Regions from separate parts of the Homo sapiens genome. Here region 1 is linked to region 2. The links are chromatin loops, found by intact Hi-C in ENCODE. Cell type or tissue: ascending aorta. All regions are shown on one strand. Links, peaks and the distances in the headings refer to the core of each region. The heading gives the core; the rest is flanking DNA.

Region 1 (10,890 bases), core at 3,190-8,189, 200 kb before region 2:
CAAAGCATCCTTTTACAGGGAAAACTCTATTTCAAATATAAGTGACTCTCAGAGTAAACAGAATTCAATTTTAAAAGGAATTTTTTTAAAACACCATTGGTTTCTGGAGGTCATGTTTATAAGCGTGGTGGTTGAGAGTTCAGTCTCTGATGTCAGACTTCCTGTGTTCAGATCCCTATTCCTCAACATACTGGCCATTTATCCAGACACAAGTGACAACCTCTCTGCCTCAGCTTCCTCATCTTTGAAATGGAGATAATCATAGTACCTTTTTCTCATAGGGTGGTTGAAAGGCTTTATAAGTGGTGTTTAGCCAAGTGCCTGGCACACTATGAACACTTGGCTTTATCATTATCACTTAGCTTTATCATTATATATAATAGGCTACATATTATAGCCACTATATCCTTATCAATTCAGGCCCCTGGACCCCACCCAATCCATAAGCAAGATGCCAGGACAACCAAGAATGAGAGAGGTTCTGAAACAAAGATCCCCTGACCACAGAGGATAAGAGACAGGGTCTCTTTTAGGTCTCCCCCAACTCAAAAGTCTAGCAACAGCAGGGCACGGTGGCTCACACCTGTTAGCCCAGCATTTTGGGAGGCCAAGGTGGACAGATCATTTGAGGCCAGGAGTTGAGACCAGCCTGGTCAACACATGGCAAAACCCCATCTCTAGTAAAAATACAAAAATTAGCTGGGCATGGTGGCACACCTGTAGTCCCAGCTACTTGGGAGGCTGAGGCACAAGAATCGCTTGAACCCGAGAGGCAGATGTTGCAGTGAGCTGAGATCACCCCATTTCACTCCAGCCTGAGCAACAGAGTGAGAAAGTGTCTTAAAAAACAACAACAACAACAACAACAACAACAACAAAAACACAAATAAACAAAAAAAGTCTAGCAAGAATATCCAGGCAGGACATGGAATTCTTCCAGCCCACATGGCTCTTGCAGAGGCCAAAGCTGCCAGCAGTCCCCTGGGACTGTTGTAAGCATGCCAGCAGGACAGAGAGGAGATGCGTCATAGAGATGACCAGCATGGCCTGACGCACAGGGATGAACCTGCGGGGAAGGCAGTGCTTAGAAGGAGAAAAGTTGTTTTCCCTCCAACCTTGTCTCTGGAGCTTGAAGTTGCTCTAAAAGGGAACCAAGCTGTTTAAGTTTTGTTTGTTTCTAAAAGTTTTGTTTGTTTTTAAAGGGGGGTGGACATTATTTCTGAAAAACAGTTGAGAAATACAGTGGCATAAGAGACGTGCTCGAAAGAGACTAGGGTCACTCCCCCCGACCCCCTTTATTTACATTCAGCAAAATAAAACACGGTGGCCTTTTCAATAAAATGAATGTCAAAGGCATAGCACATATTTCAAATTAGAAATAATGGGTATTGCACGGTTAATTTCTGTTTTACCTTCCTTGGCTCACTGGAAACTTGTTAGGATTTCTTTTCCCTATAGCTTCACTGGAATGCATATAAATTTCCTTTGCTTTGCTGCAGATATTTTGCTTGCTAAGCATAATTCCACTGGCTGGTCTTCCATCCAAATGTCAAATGACTTCTTTGTTTTATGTCTTAAGTGACTAAGACATAACTCAGTGCCACTAATAATTCAAGTGTATGTGGTCCGAAATTCTTATAGATGAGAAAAATACAGGTCCAAGGAAACTGACTAATATCAGAATTTTGAGAAGTAGAAGTATGGGTCAACTAAAAATAGGAACTGCCAGATTGACCTGGAATATCAGCTTAAAATCTGAACTAAACCTGGTTTTTGTCTTTTTTAAATACTCTCTAAGATTTACTAATAGAAGTGATGCTGCTGGCCATGACCCCCTATTAGTAACATGAACCAGGATGTAAAATGATACTCCCTAGTACTTTGACTTCAGTGACAACCTGATGGTTCAAGCATACCTTTGTCGTAAGCCCAGAAAGTTACTATATTACTGTGACTTTCCCAGGTCTTCTCTGTCAAGCCTGTGAATTTTTTTTTTTTTAAGACAAAGTCTCGCTCTGTCACCCAGGCTAGAGTGCAATGGCACAATCTTGGCTCAGTGCAACTTCCTCCTCCCGAGTTCAAGCGATTCTCCTGCCTCAGCCTCCTGAGTAGCTGGGATTATAGGCACCTGCCACCACTCCTGGCTAATTTTTGTATTTTTAGTAAAGACAGAGTTTCACCATGTTGGCCAGGCTGGTCTCGAACTCCTGACCTCAGGTGATCTGCCCACCTCGGCCTCCCAAAGTGCCTGGGATTACAGACGTGAGCCACCACGCCCACCTAAGCCTGTGATTTTATGATCCTTTATATCACATCCTTACCTGCTTTTCCTCTAAGTCATCTCATTTTTCCTAATTTTGCCCAACTAGCTTAATAAGTTTTAACTTAGGAAATTATAGTGAACTCTAAAATTTAAAAATAATTCAGATTTGTTGCTGGAAAATGAATGCTACTTACCTTTATTAGTTTCAGAGTGAGATGCACAGGATCTTGAGCCTACATAAATACATCATTTCCAATTTCAAAGCTCATGCTCTGTGCCTGACTCCAAATTGACTGTGAAACTGTGGCTTTATGTTTTTACTATTAAGGTGGATGTTGATGACATGTCTGATGAACAGTTTTTAGCAAAGTACATCAAAGAATTATGTAATTGCATGCTTACTAAAACTCCAAAACAGGGCATCGACTTTCATATGCAGGTGACTGACAGCCAAATTCACAACAAGAAACTATCGAAATAATGACACTACTGAAGCATCTCTCTTACCATTCTGAATGAGGGTCTGTGACCGTGTGAACCTTCCATGGACAGCTGTCATGTGCAGTGGACTTTTGCCATCTTTACTCTAAAAAAAAGAGAGGGAGAGAAAAACAATGGAGGTGCTCATGAGCCAGTGACACCCATCTGAAATACCCCTATGGACACTCCTAATAATGCCCTGAAAACATTCATTTATTTATTTATTTTTTAAGTATGATCAACATGAGGCTGCAGTGAGCTAGGATTTTACCACTGTACTCCAGCCTGGGTGACAGAATGACATTCTTCTAAATAAAATAAAATAAAAGTATGATCAACAATTACAAGAGGCAAAGATAATTTTGAAAGGAAAAGATAAAATGTACCTGACCTCTCAAGTTATTGCATAACATCACATGTTTTAAAAGCTTAGAGAAACAGTTATCTGAAACCTTTATTCCTCTCCTGTGATCTACTGGAGAAGGAAGTTTCCTTCAAGGTGTTTTTTTCAACCTTTGTCTATAGTACACAAAAAAGACAAATGTGTTACCTTGCATGGTATTCTTTAAGCTGAAGCTGACCAAATGGCTCTGAATCACTGCAACTCTTAAAACTGACCTGAGGCCGGTCGTGGTGGCTCACACCTGTAATCCCAGCACTTTGGGAGGCCAAGGCAGGTGGATCGTTTGAGATAGTTCAAGAACAGCCCGGCCAACATGGTGAAACCCCATCTCTACCAAAAATACAAAAATTAGCCAGGCATGGTGGCGCATGCCTGTAATCCCAGCTACTGGGGATGCTAAGGTGGGAGAATTGCTTGAATCCAGGAGGCGGAGGTTGCAGTGAGCCAAGATCGTGCCACTGCACTCCAGCCTGGGTGACAGAGTGAGACTCTGTCTCAAAAAAAAAAAAGAAAAGAAAACTGATCTGGAACCCTCTACTATTCCCTCCATTATAATTCCATTTAAAAAAAAAATCACTTTTAAAATAAAATAAAACAAAAAAGAAAAAATTTAAACAAAAGAATAAAGAAAAAGAAAAAAACAGAAAAAAACAAAACCATAATTTTTTATTGTTCCAAAAGAGAATCTCTTACTTTACTTAACTCATTAGAAGTCACAGGACTAAGGCATGCAACTGTTTAGGAAACTGCCTTTTGAATGACCAGCTGGGAATGTGTGCTGAATTCATATATTTGTTACTATTCATGATCGAAATTATGAAATTTCCTGACACAGATTAAGCCAAAACACAGAAAATGTACAACAGCTATATACCAATCATCATTATACTAAATACCAAGATACCATATGTAACTAAGAAATAGTAATTTACAGAATTTCTTCTGAAAATAGGCCCAAAAGAAAATATTACTGTTATTTTAGAATAAAAGTATCCCCAATAGAGAGAATGTATTTTCATCCAAGTATTGTTATCAAAAAAATCTATGTAACACTTATTTTTATAAGTCTCAGAGGAAAAATTTCTCTAAGTCTGAGATTAAAATACGAGGTTTTAAAAATGCATGTTCATTTTGTGATGAAATCCAAATGCCTGTATTTTAAAATGACTGTTTTAAAAACTCCATCTTGGAAAACAAATAATAATTTAGGTAAGTATTTCTTAGAGTGGACCAAGGACTGCCCACGTCTGAATCACCCAGGATTCTTGTTAGAAATATGAATTCTGGGCCAGGCGCAGTGGCTCACGCCTGTAATCCCAGCACTTTGGGAGGCCGAGGCGGGAGGATCAAGAGGTCAGGAGATAGAGCCCATCTTGGCTAGCACGGTGAAACCCCGTCTCTACTAAAAATACAAAAAATTAGCCAGGTGTGGTGGCGGGGCCTGTAGTCCTAGCTGCTTGGGAGGCTGAGGCAGGAGAATGGCGTGAACCCGGGAGGCGGAGTTTGCAGTGAGCCGAAATCGTGCCACTGCACTCCAGCCTGGGCGACAGAGCGAGACTCCGTCTCAAAAAAAAAAAAAAAGAAAAAAAGAAAAGAAAAAAAAAGAAAGAAAGAAAAAGAAATATGAATTCTGTACCTTAACCCTGAACTACAGAATTGGGGTAAGAGGGTCCCATTTTTAACCCCTGCTTTGGACTGTGGGCTAAAATAGGTTATAAAACCAAGGTTTTAACACAAGCATTTTATTATATTCTATAAGTCTATTCCTTAGAAATAAAAAAGGAATTACACATAGTCTGTGCCAAGAAAAAAAAGTTAATTAGAACGGTAAGTTCATCTTAATTGAAAAAAAAAAACATGTATCATTATAATTCAATATTCTCAGGTAGATGTGGGAAGAAAAGAAATAATAGGATCTTTTCTCCATCTTCTATGAGTATAATCTGAATCAGAACAGACTGAGAAAGGAGAGCTGAAGCTTGATAATACTTTTAGAGGAAAAACTGGAGCAATCAAGAGAATGAGATACAAAACCATCGCTGACCATGAGACATACTGGGAAGGAGAGCTCCTAAAAGTTATCTGATTCCAGAGCTAGGCCTTAGTTGTCGGGACTGCACACAGTTCCAAGGACTGAAACACCTGGGAACTACTTTGGAATAAGGATTTAAAACACCCCCTTCCAATTAAAAAGTGATGACACTTCAAAATAACTAAGGCGAGAGAAGGCAGAAATTGTGGAGTTGGCATTAACTTGTCCCTAGGTGGTGCTATTTCTTTAAATTTTGCTCCAGTGTTTTCTCTTAATATGAAACCATAAGTAATTATTAATTAAATATATCTAAAGCTATAAATACTTCAGCATTTAGAAAATATCTTCACAATATTCAGCTAAGCAATTTTCCATGTCTATAAAAGAGCTTAAAGGCCTTACCAAGGAGTAACCACCAACTTGGTGGTAGCTATCTAAGTTGCAGGCAGAGAGACAAAGCAGAAGTGATCTCTGAAGTGTGTGGTGGGCAAAGCCAGGCCCATTTCAGGGATAGCAAACACCACAACCTTCTTTTCTCTGAGAGTGCTTGTGCACTTGTAAAGGGACAAGTAAATGGAGATGACCAAAGTTAGGTAAAATGCAAAGAACAGCCATATGATCAGTGGTGACAATTGCTTTGCATCCATCTTTGCAGATCTTTGCCTGGGTTCATCTATAGCCTGAGTCCAGGCTATAGCTGATATTTTTTTCTTCACATAGGGAAACAGGTAGATAAGGTGGGGAAATTGGGACAGAAAGCATTAAGAGTATCATGGCAGCCATTTTGGGACAACTTTGTTCACATGGTATGGGTGTAAAGGGAGCTCATTATTTCAAAAAGCTATAGAAAACCAATGAAACTCAAAAGGATAATACTTTTTATATAATTCTTAAAAGTTAGAACTCAGAACATTAAAGTTGAGACTAGGGAACCCTACTGAGTTTCATGATCTGAGAAATTGAAATTTATCATGCAGGGGTACTGGCTGTTGCTACTATTCCTAGAATTGCACAAAAAGATAAAACATTCCTTGCGTTCTCAAAAGAGAGAATATGTGCAATTCTTCCATCTATTCAAAGCTTTTATGAAAATTTTTTTCTTAATTTCTAGTCTCCCTCCAATTTTCTAGCTACATTTTCCCATAGAATTTAGGGCTTTGAAATTATTGTTATTTTGATAATCCATTTAATTAAGCAAGAAGCACTTCTATTGAGTTAGGCATAATCAAGCCCTAAGTCATAAAGGAAAAATACTGAGGATTAAAATATTTACAACAAATATTAGTACTCTTTCAGGGCAGAACTCAGCATTGCCTAAGGAAGATTAATCTTTGAACTAAAAGCAGTGTTTATATTTTCTTGACCACCAGTCTCCTCAGAAATCCATTCACTTTTTCTTTTATTCCTAATGCCTTCTTTCCTCATCTTCCAATATCCCATATACGTTCCCTAAATTTACAGACATTGTTGTTCCCCAGGGTCTTGAAAGCATAATGTTCTCTGTGGCATGGTACACCCCTGGGGTCACAGAGCTCAGTGGCCCTACTACAGAGCAATAAAAGCTCTATGGGATAACATTAAGTCCAACCTGCGGTTAGGGGTGGGGTCAAATAAGGTGAGAAACCCAATAAGTCTTCCTAATTCAATGCAAGAGCCTCCTAAAATACTGGTGTGAAAAAGCCACACATTGTCCAATTTATTTTGTTTTGTTTTGTATGGTTCTAAGGGCAAGAGAGATGGAACGTGGTTGGCTCACTCATTCCTCTCCTTTCCCTTACTTCTCCAACGTTCTAAGTACCGTCCCTATCACTGCCTACTCTTGCCCATTCCAGTTTCCACCTTCAACTTCTCCAACACAACCTATTCCATAATTTGGTCCTGGTACATATAGAGAAGGGAACTGGTCCACTTCAAGCAGACATGTTTCAACTCCCATCTCTTAGAGCTAAATGATCTAAGAGCCTGCAGACAGAAAAGAATTGAGACCATGCACAGGCTAAATGTCAGTGAACAGGAGGTAGACAACCTGGCAATGGCAATTTCTGAGTCTGTCTTTCTAAGTTGTATCCAGCACAGCTCTATGTCTAGTGCCTTCTTTAACGCTTACTTTGAATGCTTGCTAAAAGAGCCTTGAGATGCTACAGAAATTACAATGTAGTCTCTAATGGAAAAGAAAAAATATTTTATACTTTCTCATGTTCTACCTATTTACAAATTATAAGTAAACCATCAATTGATTATTGTATCAGTAAAGTATATCTTTATTTTATCACAATTAAACTCATATCATGAAGTCAAAAAACAGGACCAGAGTCAATCAATGTAAGCAAAATGAGGAACTGTGAAATGCAGGCTGAACACACATCCCTCCTCCTCTTCCCATCCATCTTTTAGTTGCTCATGAAGACATCACTTTTACTATTTTGTGAGAATAGAGGAAAACAAAGTGAACATGTGGATAGGTAATGGCTGCATTTCAATATGCTACTTCCCTCAACTTTTGGAAAATCTAAACAAATACAAATTGTCTTGCAATCTACAAACACTTTCAAAATCCAAGGAGCAATGTGGTACAGAGAGATAACAACTTTAATTAGACAGCTACCTCCAGAGTCAGACAGGATGGCTCTATGGAAATGTTAGATGATCCGTGCATCCAGAGTGAATCTGGAATAACTAAGGAGGATTCAAAGAGATTTAGGAAATCGGAGGATACAGACAGAATAGATGAAGGGAGACTGAGAATGAAGGCTAGATTTGATTCAAAATCCTATTTACACAGAGTCAATCATAATAAACTCAAATCTCAGAGTTTTAAAATGGCATTTCTTATATTCTAGTTATGATCAGCAGTCCACAGGAAAAAAATAAATATTAAAATTAAGGAATTATGCTTTTCAGCTCCATTTGTGGAAGGGAAGAAGGGGCTGCAAAAACCAATGTATCACAGAAGCTGAAGTCCCTTATCCAATCTGAACTGACCACTGGTCAGTTAACTGGGAGCAGTAGGCCGGTGTGCCAGAGAGTAGCCTTCTAGCCTCTGGTATGGGGCACACTGAGAGCATTGGTGGCATGTTTTACAGATAAAATGAAGTGCATCAGACAACTCTGTGAATTAATTAAGTGGAGGTTGGTAAAGAGAGCGCCTTTATTAAATTCCAATAATTTCCCTTCCTTTGAAGGATTCACAGGATGTCCTTCAGATACCAGGATGGCAAGACAGATGTCTACAGTTTTGGGAACGCTGGCAGTTTGACCACCCACGTGCTTCCTGCCCCCTCAACACCACGCTCTGCGACTTCAGCCTCACGCAAAGATTCCTTACCAACCTCAGACGACAGTTCCTTGGTCTCTTTGATGCCCCCATTCTTTTTTGTCTGCTTTCCATCTTCATGAAAACACGACACTCCTTCCTGTCTCCTCTAACTCCTTTTATCATCCCTTTCTCTGGCTCTTTCTCCTCCTCCTGTTCCTAAGAGTAAAGGGCTGTTTCACTTTCTGTACTCATGCTATTACATACTCTCTCCTTGGGCGGTCTCGTCCCTTTCTCCTGGTTTCAACAATCACCTTTACATGAATGAAGCAATCTACATTTTTTCTTCTGTTCTCTACCAGTCTGCCATGCTAGAACACCACATTTGACACTATTGGGCTTCTCAGACTGGCTATACCAAAACCTAAAAATCAGCTTGTCAAAAACTAAATATATTGGTTTAACTCCCTAAGCCTACTCTTCCTCCTGACGTCTTTCTTAATGAACATCAATAATAACATCTATTTTTCTAGTGCTTATCATGTGGCAGATATTATTCTACATGATTTATGTATGATAAAGCTGTTTAATATTCACAGCAGTTCCATGGAGAAGACACTATTGTTTCCCTAATTTTACAGATAAACTGAGACACACAAAGAGCTTGTTTATGATTATATAGATACTAAAAGTCAAGGCTAGGATTGGAATTTAGGCGGTCTGGCCCCAGAACGGAACACTTAACTACTCTGCTGCACCACCTTTCTTTGCCGGATTTCTTTCTTCCTTCCTACCTTCCTTCCTTCCTTTATTATTTATTTATTTATTTTTTTGACAGAGTCTTGCTCTGTTGCCCAGGCTGGAGTGCAGTGGTGGGATCTCAACTCACTGCAACCTACGCCTCTCAGATTCAAGCAATTCTCCTGCCTCAGCCTCCTGTGTCGCTGGGATTACAGGCATGCGCCACCACACCCAGCTAATTTTTGTATTTTTAGTGGAGACTGGCTTTTACCATGTTGGTCAGGCTGGTCTCGAATTCCTCACCTCGTGATCTGCCTGCCTTGGCCTCCCAAAGTGCTCGGATTACAGGCGTGAGCCACCGCGCCTGGCCAATTTTTGTATCTTTGGAGACAGGGTTTCACCATATTGGTCAGACTGGTCTTGAACTCCTGACCTCAGGTGATCCACCCACCTCGGCCTCCCAAAGTGCTGGATTACAGGCATGAGCCACCACGCCTGGCCTCTTTGCCACATTTCAATCCTTACATTAGTCTTCAACTCCTCCAGTTCATGTCCCACCAAGTCTTGCTGATTTTCTTTCTGCAAAGCCTCTCCCTTCAGTCCCGTTCCCCTGTTCTCTTATTACCTCTTACCAATGCCAGTTTTATTGATTTCTAGTTATCCACTAATCAGCTCTTCTCTAGGTCCACTATACCTGGGTTTTCTTTTTTTCAAAAGTGAAAATAGCTTTTTTGGTTTTCTGGATATAAAAATAACATGCTCTGCCAGGTGCAGTGGCTCATGCCTGTAATCCCAGCACTTTGGGAGGCTAAGGCAGGCAGATCACTTGAGCTCGGGAGTTGGAGGCCAGCCTGGGCAACATGGCAAAACCCCGTCTCTACAAAAAAATACAAAAATTAGCAGGGCGTGGTGGCGTACACCTGTAATCCCAGCTACTCGGGAGGCTGAGGCCAGAGGATGGCTTGAGCCTGGGAGGCAGAGGTTGCAGTGAGCCAAGATCCCACCACTGCACTCCAACCTAGGCAGCAGAGCCAGATCCTGTCTCAATAAAAAAATAATAATAATAAAAATAATTTTTTAAAATTCTCATTGTATCACAATCAGAAGACTAAAGCAAATACACAAAAAAGAAACTAAAGTCTGGGCGTGGTGGCTCACACCTGTAATCCCAGCACTTTGGGAGGCTGAGGTGGGTGGATTGCTTGAGCTCAGGAGTTAAGAGACCAGCCTGGCCAACATGGCAAAAACCCCTCTCTACAAAAAAATACAAAAATTAGCTGGGCATGGTGGCAGGTGCCTGTAATCCCAGCTTCTCGGGAGGCTGAGGCAGGAGAATCACTTGAACTCAGGAGGCAGAAGTTGCAGTGAGCCAAGATCCTGCCATTGCACTCTAGCCTGAATGACAAGAGCAACATTCTATCTCAAAAACAAAAGAAAGAGAGAAAGAAAGAGAGAGAGAGAGAGAGAGAGAGAAAGAAAGAAAGAAAGAAAGAAAGAAAGAAAGAAAGAAAAACCTAAATCATAATTTTGTCTCTCTGCAGTGATAATTGTTGCTAGCATATTGGTACATACTCCAGAGAATTTTCTCTGTTTTTGCATCATCTACACACATAACCATAACATTTTAGCATTAAAAAAGAGATCATATTTCTTTATTGCATTTCAATGTTTTCATTGATAATACTAGGTGTTATTAGCCATTTTGATATTTGCCGTTC
Region 2 (10,890 bases), core at 2,541-7,540:
GAAAAGAAAAAGAAAAAAGTTAGTTCCATTAATCCAGAGCTAGAGCTTATGTGCTGGCGTTGGCTAAAGAGCCAATCATATATGTAAGAGAAGAATAAGTTTATTTGGAAAAGTCATTGGTGTAGAGAACACAGATATCAGCTATGTGCACAAGTGAAAGGTAATGATATTATCACACGAAAAGTTTAAAAATTTTAACTGGCTACCCAGACAGAAGACTAGAAGGAAACATATCAAAATGTCAAGAATAGTTATCTCTTGAGTATACAGGCTTCAGATGGTTTTAAAATTTTTTGGTTTGCTCATCTAGCTTTCTGCTTTTCCTATAATGACCGCAGTTCGTTTTATATATATATATATATATATATATGAAAAAAATCACTGAACTACCAACACATCATTCACCGGGGTGAGGAAATGGAGAGGCTAATGGGAAAAGCCAGGTATAAGCCAGGCAGGGGCAGAGGCCTCAGAGCAGCTCCTTACTATGTACAGAAATGGGTCTGGCCCAAGAGGCAGAAGGAGTTCAGGGAACGCTGTTCATCCAATGGCTTCTCTGTAAACAAGATCAGACACCCATTAATCCCATGGCTGCACTGCCCTTTCAACTATGAAAAGTATAGCCTTGTGGTCAGAGCCCCACCTGTGCAATCAGACTGCCAGGGTAGGACAGTGTGCTAGATCACTTACTGGGCGTATGACCCTAAACCGGTCAATTAGCCTCTCTATTCCTGTTTTCTCATCCATAAAATAGAAATCACACCACCACCTACCTCCTAGTGTGGCTATGAGGATTAAGACATGATTCACTGCAAAGGCCCAGTATACAATAAGAGCACAATAAATGTGTGACATTATTAGGTCTCTGCCATGAAACACCAGCCTCAAGTGCACTCTCAAAACCATGTGATTGGGTCCTGAAACAACCAGAAAAGGTTCTAAATAAAGCCTTTCTTTTCCCTTCTTCTATGCTGAAGACAGGACTACAGCATACTGTTTGCTTTAACACCAGTGCTCTAGGGAGCCATGGAAGAACAAGGGCAGCCCAGTAAAATATGTAACACGTCCCAAGGCCCCACACTATGGGCTAGAAATCCTGCTCCCAAAGTTACACAGGATTTCTAGTCTCTTGCCACTGCCACCGCTGCCAGCCACTGCCTTTGGCAAGAAGGTAGGTGACTCAAGTGTGAACTAGGACTTGGCAAGGGAACACCAAACCAGAAGGCCTCCAGGCAGGAAGCTCCAAAAAGGCCACCTGCTGAAACAGTTTGTCTGCAGGCAGCCTCCGAGATGAAAGTAGTGTTCTGCCATCATTAACAAATGCAGGTAAGAATAGTGGACACTTTAAACATGCAACAGAACTTACCATCCTAGCTTCATAACTCTGAAAATAAATTTCGGGTAGAGATCCAGGCTGAAGATACGACCACACACTTAAAATGACTACAGTGCCTTTAACTATATGACATAAAGAACACCCTAAAACAGTCAATATCAAATCAATTTTCAAAAAGGTTTCATGGCTATCTTTGAGTCAAATGCCTTAGATCTGTATTTAACAAAATTTTCTTTCCCAAACTTAAAATTATCTCACTTTACCAAAAAATATAAAACTCCTAATGTCCACATACAAGGAACTAATTACATTATTATATTAATGACATAGTTGAGGATGTTCTATGTTACACAGGGTAACCAGTTCCTCCCAGTTTGCCTGGAATTTTCCCGGTTTTAGCCCCATATGCTGGGACACCAGTCAATCTGCACAAACCAGGATGGTTAGTGCCCCCTAAGGCTGCAATAAAAATTATGTGTGCCCTGTGAAGAGGAAAACAGAAGGGACACTGTTACAAAAGTTACAAATGCAGAAGTGCTAAATGCCAAGTTTGTTTGTTTGTAGTGATAGCTCCCAGTTCCTTTTTTACAGTGAAAAAAAAAAAAAAAAGACTAAAAATTACACTGGTCTCTCCCTTTTTCTTTTTACTCTCCTGAAAAAAAAAGAGTTAGGAAAAAACATTTTCCTTCTCTTACAAGATTGAGAGGTCACTACAGGACTGACTGCTGAAGTAGTGTCTGCTTCACCTAGCAAGCTCCTGCACCCAGCTTTAGCTGGAGAGAAAATGTCATCATCTGTCACCCCTGACTTTTGCCACATTTAAAGACAAATCCAGACAATTTGTGTTTCAGGTTATCAACAGTAAAAAATCCAAGAGGCCTAGCAAAAATCAAGATTCACTTCACAAATAGGGCATTCAACAGATGAGGTGCCAGGCACAGTGGCTCATGCCTGTAATCCCAGCACTTTGGGAGGCTGAGGCAGGTGGACTGTTTGAGCCCAAGAGTTTGAGACCAGCCTGGGCAACATGGCGAAACTCTGTGTCTACAAAAAATACAAAAATTAGCCAGGTGTGGTGGCACACGCGCCCATAGTCCCAGCTACTGGGGAGGCTGAAGTGGGAGGATGTTTGAGCCTGGCAGGCCAAGGCTGTAGTGAGCCATGATCATACTATCGAGTCAGAGTGAGACCCTGACACACACACACACACACACAAAAAAAAAAAAGGAGGGAGAAATTAAGAAGTGGTTGTTTTACTAGAAGCTGAATGGAGAGCAAGGTACTCCTGTACAAACTCTAAGGCAGGGATTCCAAGCAGGCGGGCGGCTCCCTGCCCACAATGATGGAGCAAAACTCTTCTAGTAGTGGTCTAAGCAAATGGTTTTAAAAGTTAATCTGTGAGGTTAAGAACTGACTTCTAAGAATTGAGTCTCAAACAGAAAAGGTAAGACTATATAAGGCAAGAAAGACCACACACTTACTTCCTGGACCTAAAGCTACACAGAAACCATCGTTGTTCACCACCCCACCCCACCCAGGCCACTTCCCCACCCCATCTCCTTCTGACTTTGTCCCAAGATAGACTGGACATTTTCAGAAGTTCTTGAATCTTAAAACGCCTTAGGTTCTTTTTACGTATCTGGAGATGGAACCAAATAAACGTTGTGTGACTCTTCCTTTCTCTCCATACTCATACTAGTTTATTGGGGGAAGGAAGGAAATATACTTGGAAACATCTTAAAAGGCAACATCTTTGAAATTCCTGCTCTGATAAGCCCTGAAGAATAACTTCCTCTCTTTGTAAGACCAAGTAATACACTTCTCACTAGGGTTGATCTTGATCTAGGAAGAGATGTTTTCTTGTAACCCTTACAACACATCCAATGAGATGATGGAGCTATCCTATACCAACTGTAGCAGAAAGTACAAGCACCTGGAAGGCAGAAGACAAGAGCTAGTCCCAGTCCTGCAGGCCTATAGCTGGCATTCTTTGAGGAAGACTTGCTTCACTTCTCCAGATCTGTTTTGTCATTTAGAAAATGAAGGGTTTGGGCTAGATCATCCTTAGAGTCCTTACAACTCTAAACTTCTATGTGATGTTCTTTCTTATATGTGATAACAATACCTATTAGAACCATTCTTTGTACTTTGAAGATCTAGGGATTAACAGACAAGTACAGCAACGTGTACTAGCAAAGATGACAGGCCCAAGACACGCTAAAACTGTAGGATTTAAAATACGCAAATGTCTAACAGTTGGCAAAGTATGTGACCAAAAGGTGAAGGAAATCCTGATATCAACTTACACTTTTAAATGCTCTGGAACCAATGAGAACAAATACATTCATCACAAGTACCAGCTGCTCTTCTTACTAAATTTAACAATAACATGAATTTTAACTCAGTGATTTCCCCATCACCAACCCCGCCAAACACCTGTAAATATTTAGGAAAAACAAGCTAAAAAAATTGAATCTAAAAGGCAGGAGAACAAATCATTGCAAATCATTGTGGTGACGGACTGCACTTCAGTTGCAAGATGTTCTGGCTGGATACTAACTGGAGAACGCAAGGCAGCAGATGCAACCCATGGACAAGTTTGAGGTATTTAATACCAAGGGCTGGCAAGTCTGACCCTGTAGTCAAAGTCAAGATTGCCTCTCTGCCTACCAGGACCCCAAAACAAAGTTCCTTTCACTACCCACGAATAAACGGGGGTGGGGGTAGCAAGCCGTTTCCTTTTTTCGTGGAAAGAGCTGCAAAGAGTTTTGTCATGCAACTTGGTTTGGTGCCTGTTAGTGTCAATGTAAGAGCAGCAGAGTCCGCGAAGGTGGCTGTTACCATTCCACAGACCTGCGGCGAGGACTGTCAATCCGATTCAGCAAATAACCCCACCTCTCCAAGCCAGGACTCCAGAGCTGCCCTGTGTGGTGTCTCAGCAAGGAAAGCCAACAAAGCTGGTAGACACAGGCAGACCGTAGCCCACCGCCTGTGAGTGGAGGCTCCGAGCCGACTTCACCTCCTCCTCAGAGGGACCGGCCCGATCCGAAAGGGCGGTCTCCAGGGGTCCCCATCCCGCACCACGCACACAGCCTGGCGCAACTAAAGAGGAAGTCGGATGTCACATCCAACGGATAAATAAAGACAGCCCGGCCACACAAGAGCCGCATTCTGGGCAGGACTCCTGCTAGGTTTGGGGAGGGGTCCCAGTCTGCGATCCTTTCTCCCTCTTCGTGCAGCGTCCTCCTCCCCGGGGCCCGGGCCGGCGGCGCCCACGCAACGCGGCGCGGTGCGAGTCCCGAGAGCACCTCGAGCCCCCGGCCCCCTCCCCAGCCCCGCCGGGCCCGCGGCCGCCGCACTCCCGCACGCCGGCTGCCCAGCGCCCACGGGCCCTGCCCCAGACTCGGGCGCGCAGTTCCGACGGCCCAGGGCGGGGACGGCGCGGCGGAGGGGAGCTGCCGCCGCGGGCTCTCGGAGGCACCGGCGGCCGCACACAGTCCTCCCCTTCGCCGCGAGTAAACAGCTCGCGGGCGCGCTCCAGCCGCGCCCCCATCCCCCCGCCGGGCTCCGCGCCGCCCCGCGCCCGCGCGTCCCGCCCGCCGGCGCCGCCGCCCGCTACCTGGTCGGTGAGTTTGAGCACTGCCATTCTTCCGCTCCTTCGCGCGCACACACATGCAGGTCCCCGGCCCGCAGATGTCACGCCGGGAGCCGGGGAAGCGGAAGGGATTGCCAGGAGAAGGGAAAAAATCTGGCTCCCGAATTTGACAGCCCTCCCCCTGCTCCTCCTCCGCCGCCGCCTCCTCCCGCCGAGAGGCTGACACTGGCTAGTGGGGTTTGCAGCCGAGCCCGCCCGCCTTTCCACAGGAAGTACCGGCTGCTGCCAGCCGGGCCGCCACTGACATCACCGCGCGCTGGCTCGCTCGCCGCCCGCCGCCTGGGCCGACGCTGCCTCCTGCCGCCCGCAGCCGAGCCGCGCAGCCCGGCCCCCGGCGCTGCCCCCGCGCCCGCACCGGGCCGCCGCCTGCCTTCCGCACCTGCACGCGGCGCCCGGCCGGGCCGGCCCCGGGCCCTGGGCGGATCGCGGGCCTCCCTGACGGGTCTCACACATATGGGTGGGGAAGCCCGCGGGGACACACCCCGAGGGGGCAGGAAAGGCTCTCACTCACATGCCGTCCACTTTAACCGGGGAGATGGGGTTACGCCCCCTTCCCCTAACCCAGAATCAGGTGGTGGCAGCGCCCCGAAGATCCCAGGGACCGCAATTATGATGCTCCCTTTGTTTAATGCCAGGAGGCAGCGGACACATTGTGATTCTTTACAGGGTGTTTGCCAAACATTTATGGGTGGAGGGAACAGAAGCTCTGGCCCTTCCACCTTGTTCTCCAGCCACTTTCCAGCTAAACACACACACACATATGCACACACACATACTATTGTTAAATTCAAACACCCTGGGTTTGGTTTTTGCTGGTGGGGGTGGAGTGGAGTTCCTGGAGAAGCAAAGCAGTCCTAAATCACCGAGTTGATGGGTCTTTTGGGTGTTCCCACCAGTCCTTACTGATCTCTACAAAATCCCAAGTTACCAAGCTCTTCAACAAATAGAAGACAGCTGTCAAACACCATGGGCTACAGATACAACGGGCATATTCGTAAGCATAGTAGCTGTTGATAGTTCTGGAATTTGGAGCAAACACTTATTCATTGAACAGCTATGTACTGAGTCCCTACCTTGTCAGGCACTGGCTAGGCACGGGAATAAACGGAGAGCATAAATAAGATAACCTGCTCTCAGAAGATGCCAACATAAACCGCATAGTCTCTGCTAATGAATGTAATTACAAACTGAGATAAGGGATCTCAAGGGAAAACATGCTTCTGAAGTGAACCCACAACAAAGGAATCAGACCAGACTGGTGGGTGAGGGCAGGCTTCCCTGAGAAAGTGACAGGAGTTGAGATCTGGAGAAGGGAGAATTAAGTAAGCAAGTGGAGAGGAAGTGCTCCCAGGCAGCCCCATGTGCCCCTGGCAGGCCATAGAGCAAACCTGTAGGGCAGCATTGAACAGCTTTGAAGAGCAAACTAGAGCTACAGAATTCTTTGGTCAAGACCAAACATCTGCCTCTACTGTATATTCACAAACCAAATGTCCATTCTTCCTCCCTACTCTTAGAACCTCCCCCAAAGATTCCACATGAGACAGGAGAGAAAGGAGCATTAATATCCTCACATTTACCATCCAGCCACTCTGGTTGTCGAAGCAGCTAAATCTCAAATTTACCTTTATTAGTCTTATAGATTATAATTCAGATCATGCAGACAAGAAGAACCAAGGAACTTTGTTCCTGGCTTCCACTCCTCTGTTATCAATGTTGCATGGAAACAAACAAACAAAAAATTCTAAGGCCTTTCTCAGACATACAACAGATTGTTTATGTTGCATCTATGAGTCAGTTCTTCACTGCTGTTATTGGTATGTCTATTTACTGAACACCCTGCATGGCTTTGTAAGTAAACTGAATAGGACCCTGCATTCTCTACTTAAATAGAGCCATCTTTCAGAAGAGTGATAACAAATGACTTAATTTGGAAGATTCACTCAAGATCCAATTTGATTCATCGCGGACATGCCTGCACCTAAGTTCCTGGGGCCAAAGTGAGGAGGCAGCAGTTCTCCACCCAATCAGACCATCATCCTCTTTTTGTAACTAGTATCTTTAACACTCCCCTTACTATCCTGAAAGGTAATTTGTGGATAATATTACCTACCAATACAAATTTCAAAAAAAAAAAAACCAGCAACAATATATTGTCCTAATTGTACAATAAAGGAAAAATTAAAGGAGAGTAATTTATAATGAATATGTATTTCAGTAGGTAAGTGGTAAAACACAACTCTCTTTGTCTTCTGACAAAACAAAGCAGTAAGATGCTTCCACCTATATGGAGAGGCTTTGTGAATGAGAGAATTACAAATGCAGACAGATGTGAACATATAGTGTTAGGAATTCAAATATCAAGATTGGTGTTGTCATAGGTGACCTGACTTTGTGAAAGGTTGAACAACTCGTGGCCAAGTTCCAAATAAAATAGGGAGCAGAAGATTTGGCAAAATTTATTGATAAGACTACACTTATCAGAAGGTCTGCTTTTAATGTGTTAGCCAGTACTTTGACAGTGATTCAAACACTTTGTTTACTTCATTAAATGAGACTCAGACTCAGCAGTTGACTATATTCGGTGAGCTTGAGAAGCCAGAATGCCCCTGGTATAATGTAGAGAAAGAAATCCAAAGATTTGTGGAGATGGGAATGTTGGAATAATTTTATCATGTATAATCTGTACAGCCAACCCCTACATATTCCTGGAGAGCCAGATGATGATCTTTATACTGAAGCATTGAAAAATACAGGCCAGGCACCATGGCTTATGCCTATAATCCCAGCACTTTGGGAGGCTGAAGCAGGTGGATCACCTGAGGTCAGGAGTTCCAGACCAGCCTGGCTAACATGGTGAAACCCCGTCTCTACTAAAAATACAAAAAATTAGCCAGGCGTGGTGGCATGCACCTGTAGTTCCAGCTACTTGGGAGGCTGAGTCACGAGAGTCGCTTGAACCCAGGAGGCAGAGGTTGCACTGAGCCAATGACGCGCCATTGCACTCCAGCCTGGGCAACAAAGCAAGACTCTGTCAAAAAGAAAAAAAAAGAAAAGGAAAGAAAAATACATTCGAGAGAGAACGTCAGAAAAACTCTCTAGTAGCTGGATATGATGGTGGGAGATGCTTTCGTTGAGATGGCTCCTTGATTTTTATATTAGTGGGATCCTGCGACAGCAATGGCCAAGTGGCAGCACTTAGCTGGCAGAGACAAGGTGGACACATTTACTGTAATGGACAGCAGAGACAAAGTAGTACTTAAAGGTCTTAACCTACAGGTATATCTGGCAGTGCCCTAGGTTGTCCTAGGAATGAAATAGACGGGCAGACTTTGGAAATAGCCATTGATCTTTATAACAGACAAAACTCTACATCTGCCACCTGAAAGCTCCCTTGAGCCATCAAAATGAAATTATCTTTCATTCAGTTTCCGTACCTAAATGAGTTCACAGACACAGAGCTCCTTGATTAAAAGGGAAGCTGGTCCCCTTCAGGAGGGTCTTGCAGCATTGTCATAAATATATACTACAAATCCTCATCCAAGCCTTATCCAAAGGAACCTGATGTATTTTTCTAGGCTGAGCGAGTACTGGGAAAAAGGAAATACCCAGACATTTGAGGGATCACTGACACTGCTTCTGAATTAATGCTAATTCCTGAGGATTGCAAACACCACTGGATCCACCAATCAAAATGGGGATCTATGGTAGGTGATAAATGAAATTTTTAACTAAGTATAAATCAGTGTGGATCCAGTAGCTCTGCAGACCCAAACTATAGTTATCTCCTCAACTGTTAGTTAGAATAGACATACTCAGTAACTAACAGAATCCTAACATCATTTCTCTGACCCACAGAGTGAAGTTTATTATGGTAAGACAGGCCAAATGGAAGCCTCTGGAATTTCCTCTTGATACCAGAATAGAAAACCAACAACAATGCTCAATCCCTGGAAATATGTAGAAATTGGTACCACCAGAAAAGACGTAGAAGATACAGGAATGATAATACTGTCACATCTCCATTTAACTCACCTGTTGGGCCTATGCAAAAGATCTTAGAGAATAACTATGATTTGTTATTAAGTTGTAAACTTAATCAAATGGTAATGTCAGTTGCAGCTGCTATTCTATATATGCTGTCTTTACCGCAACAAAGCAACTCAGCCCTAGGCACCTGGTGTGCACTATTGATATGGCAAATGCTTTTTATCTATTTCAATTTTCACCAAAAGTTGTTTTCTTTTATATGGCAAGATCAACAGTACACCTTTACAGTCTTCTCTAGGGGATGTAAACACTCCCACTCTCTGGCATAATCTCATCTGCACAGGTCTTGATCACTATGTTAAAGACATCGAGCTGACTGGCCCTGATAAACAGGAAGTAACAAATATTTTAGCTGCCTTAACAACACACATGTGAGCCAGAGATTGGGTATAAACCCCAAGAAAATTCATCACCTTAGTGAAGTTTCTGGAGGTCCAGTGGTCTAGAAAACACCAGGATATTCTCCCCAACGTAAAAGACAAATTACTTCACCTTGTACCATCTACCACTAAGAAAAGAGACACAATACTTTCTGGGTATCCTTGGATTTTAGAGGCAATATGTATCACATCTGAGTGTGATGCTGTGACCCATTTATAGAGCAACCCATAAGGCTGGAATTTTTTATTAGGAATAAGGGGAGAAGAAATATCTGTAGCAGGACTTGATGACCCAGAGGAATCCAATGATACTTAAAGTGTCTGTGGCAAATAAGGATGCTATATAGAGCCTCTGGTGAGCCCTGATTAGATCTACAATGCAGAATTCCTTAGTTGTAGAGCAAGTCATGCCCTCTTCTGCAGATAACAATTTTCTATTTGAGGAATGGTCCCTAGCTTGCTAAGTGAATTTGAATGACTGGCCATGAGACAATCAAGTGACTGCAAGCTCAGCTGCCCATTATGAACTGAGTGTAATCTAATCTACCAATCCATAAGACCAGACATACACAAGAGGAATTCCTCATCAAATGGAAATGGTATGTAAGAGACTGAGCTTAAGCAGGTCCAGAAAGCACAAGTTGCCTTAGCAGGTAGCTCAGATTCCTTTGATACTTACTCCTGGTGCCTCCTTATCTTCAACTTCATGGGGAATTTCTTAAGACCAGTTAACTGATTTACAGACAGTTCTCCTAAATATACTGGCACAAGCTGGAAGTGGTCTATTCCAGCATCACAGTCTCAATAAGGAATGCCCCCGATGACAGTACTGAAGGGAAATTTTCTCAGTGCAAGAAATTTCCAGCAGCGCACCTAGGGTCTACTTTGTCTGGATTGAGAGAGACGGTCAAAGGTATAGATCTACACTCATTCACAGGCAATTATTGATGGTTTTGCTGAATGGTCAGCAACTTGGAAAGATGAGGTGGTCCGGGAAAGAGGTTTGTGGGTGCACCTTTCAGAATAGGCACAAAGTGTGAGGAATTTGTGTGCCATGTGAATGCTCACCACAGAGCATCTACTCTGAGAAGGCTTTTAGTAATTAGGTGAATGACACATTCGGTGGAGTGGGCCTCTTTCTCCACCTATTGCAGTGCTTGCTCAAAGTAGCCATGGAGTCAGGAATAAAGACTATGTTTGGGCTTCAAATCTTAGGCTTCTCTGCAGTAAGGCTGATATCTGACAACATCAGAAATCACACATTGAGAGGCACCATTTCCAAGGGAGACTAGTCAGCCATGTGGTAGCAAATTGATTATTTTGGAACCCTTCCTTCATGGAGGGAACAGTTACTTGTCTTCACTAGAGTAGACACATATTGTGGATATGAATTTGTTTTCTTTTCCTTTCTTGTTTTTTTTTTTTTTTTCAGGTAGGGTCTTGCTCTGTTGCCCAGGCTGGAGTGCAGTGGC

Evidence for each region. Peaks named below come from ENCODE experiments on the same cell type or tissue, not always from the same donor. Only the 100,000 strongest peaks of a DNase experiment are listed, where the experiment ranks them.
Region 1: a loop joins it to region 2, with 7 times the contacts of the local background. A loop is called at or near these places in 73 of 110 quality-filtered maps.

What each region holds. Positions count from the first base shown.
Region 1 is chr2:197,107,996-197,118,885 of GRCh38, forward strand. ANKRD44 (ankyrin repeat domain 44) reads right to left here. Exons shown (of 28, transcript NM_001195144.2): 9 at 2,771-2,849. Among named protein-coding and RNA genes, the nearest start is that of ANKRD44-AS1, 85 kb to the right of the region's middle. In ascending aorta, for the core only: a CTCF peak has its summit at 5,403; no DNase peak of the experiment used is centred there.
Region 2 is chr2:197,305,623-197,316,512 of GRCh38, forward strand. It overlaps ANKRD44 (ankyrin repeat domain 44), which reads right to left and starts at 5,158. Exons shown (of 28, transcript NM_001195144.2): 1 at 4,956-5,158. The coding sequence starts at 4,982. ANKRD44-DT (ANKRD44 divergent transcript) reads left to right here and starts at 5,444. Exons shown (of 4, transcript XR_923750.3): 1 at 5,444-7,076; 2 at 8,567-8,695; 3 at 8,847-8,862. RefSeq lists enhancers at 1,768-1,817, 1,858-1,937, 2,518-2,567, 3,498-3,557, 4,009-4,510 and silencers at 4,634-5,013, 5,064-5,383, 5,394-5,473. In ascending aorta, for the core only: a CTCF peak has its summit at 5,193; DNase peaks (open chromatin) are centred at 4,339 and 5,179; H3K4me3 peaks cover 3,066 bases; H3K27ac peaks cover 3,803 bases.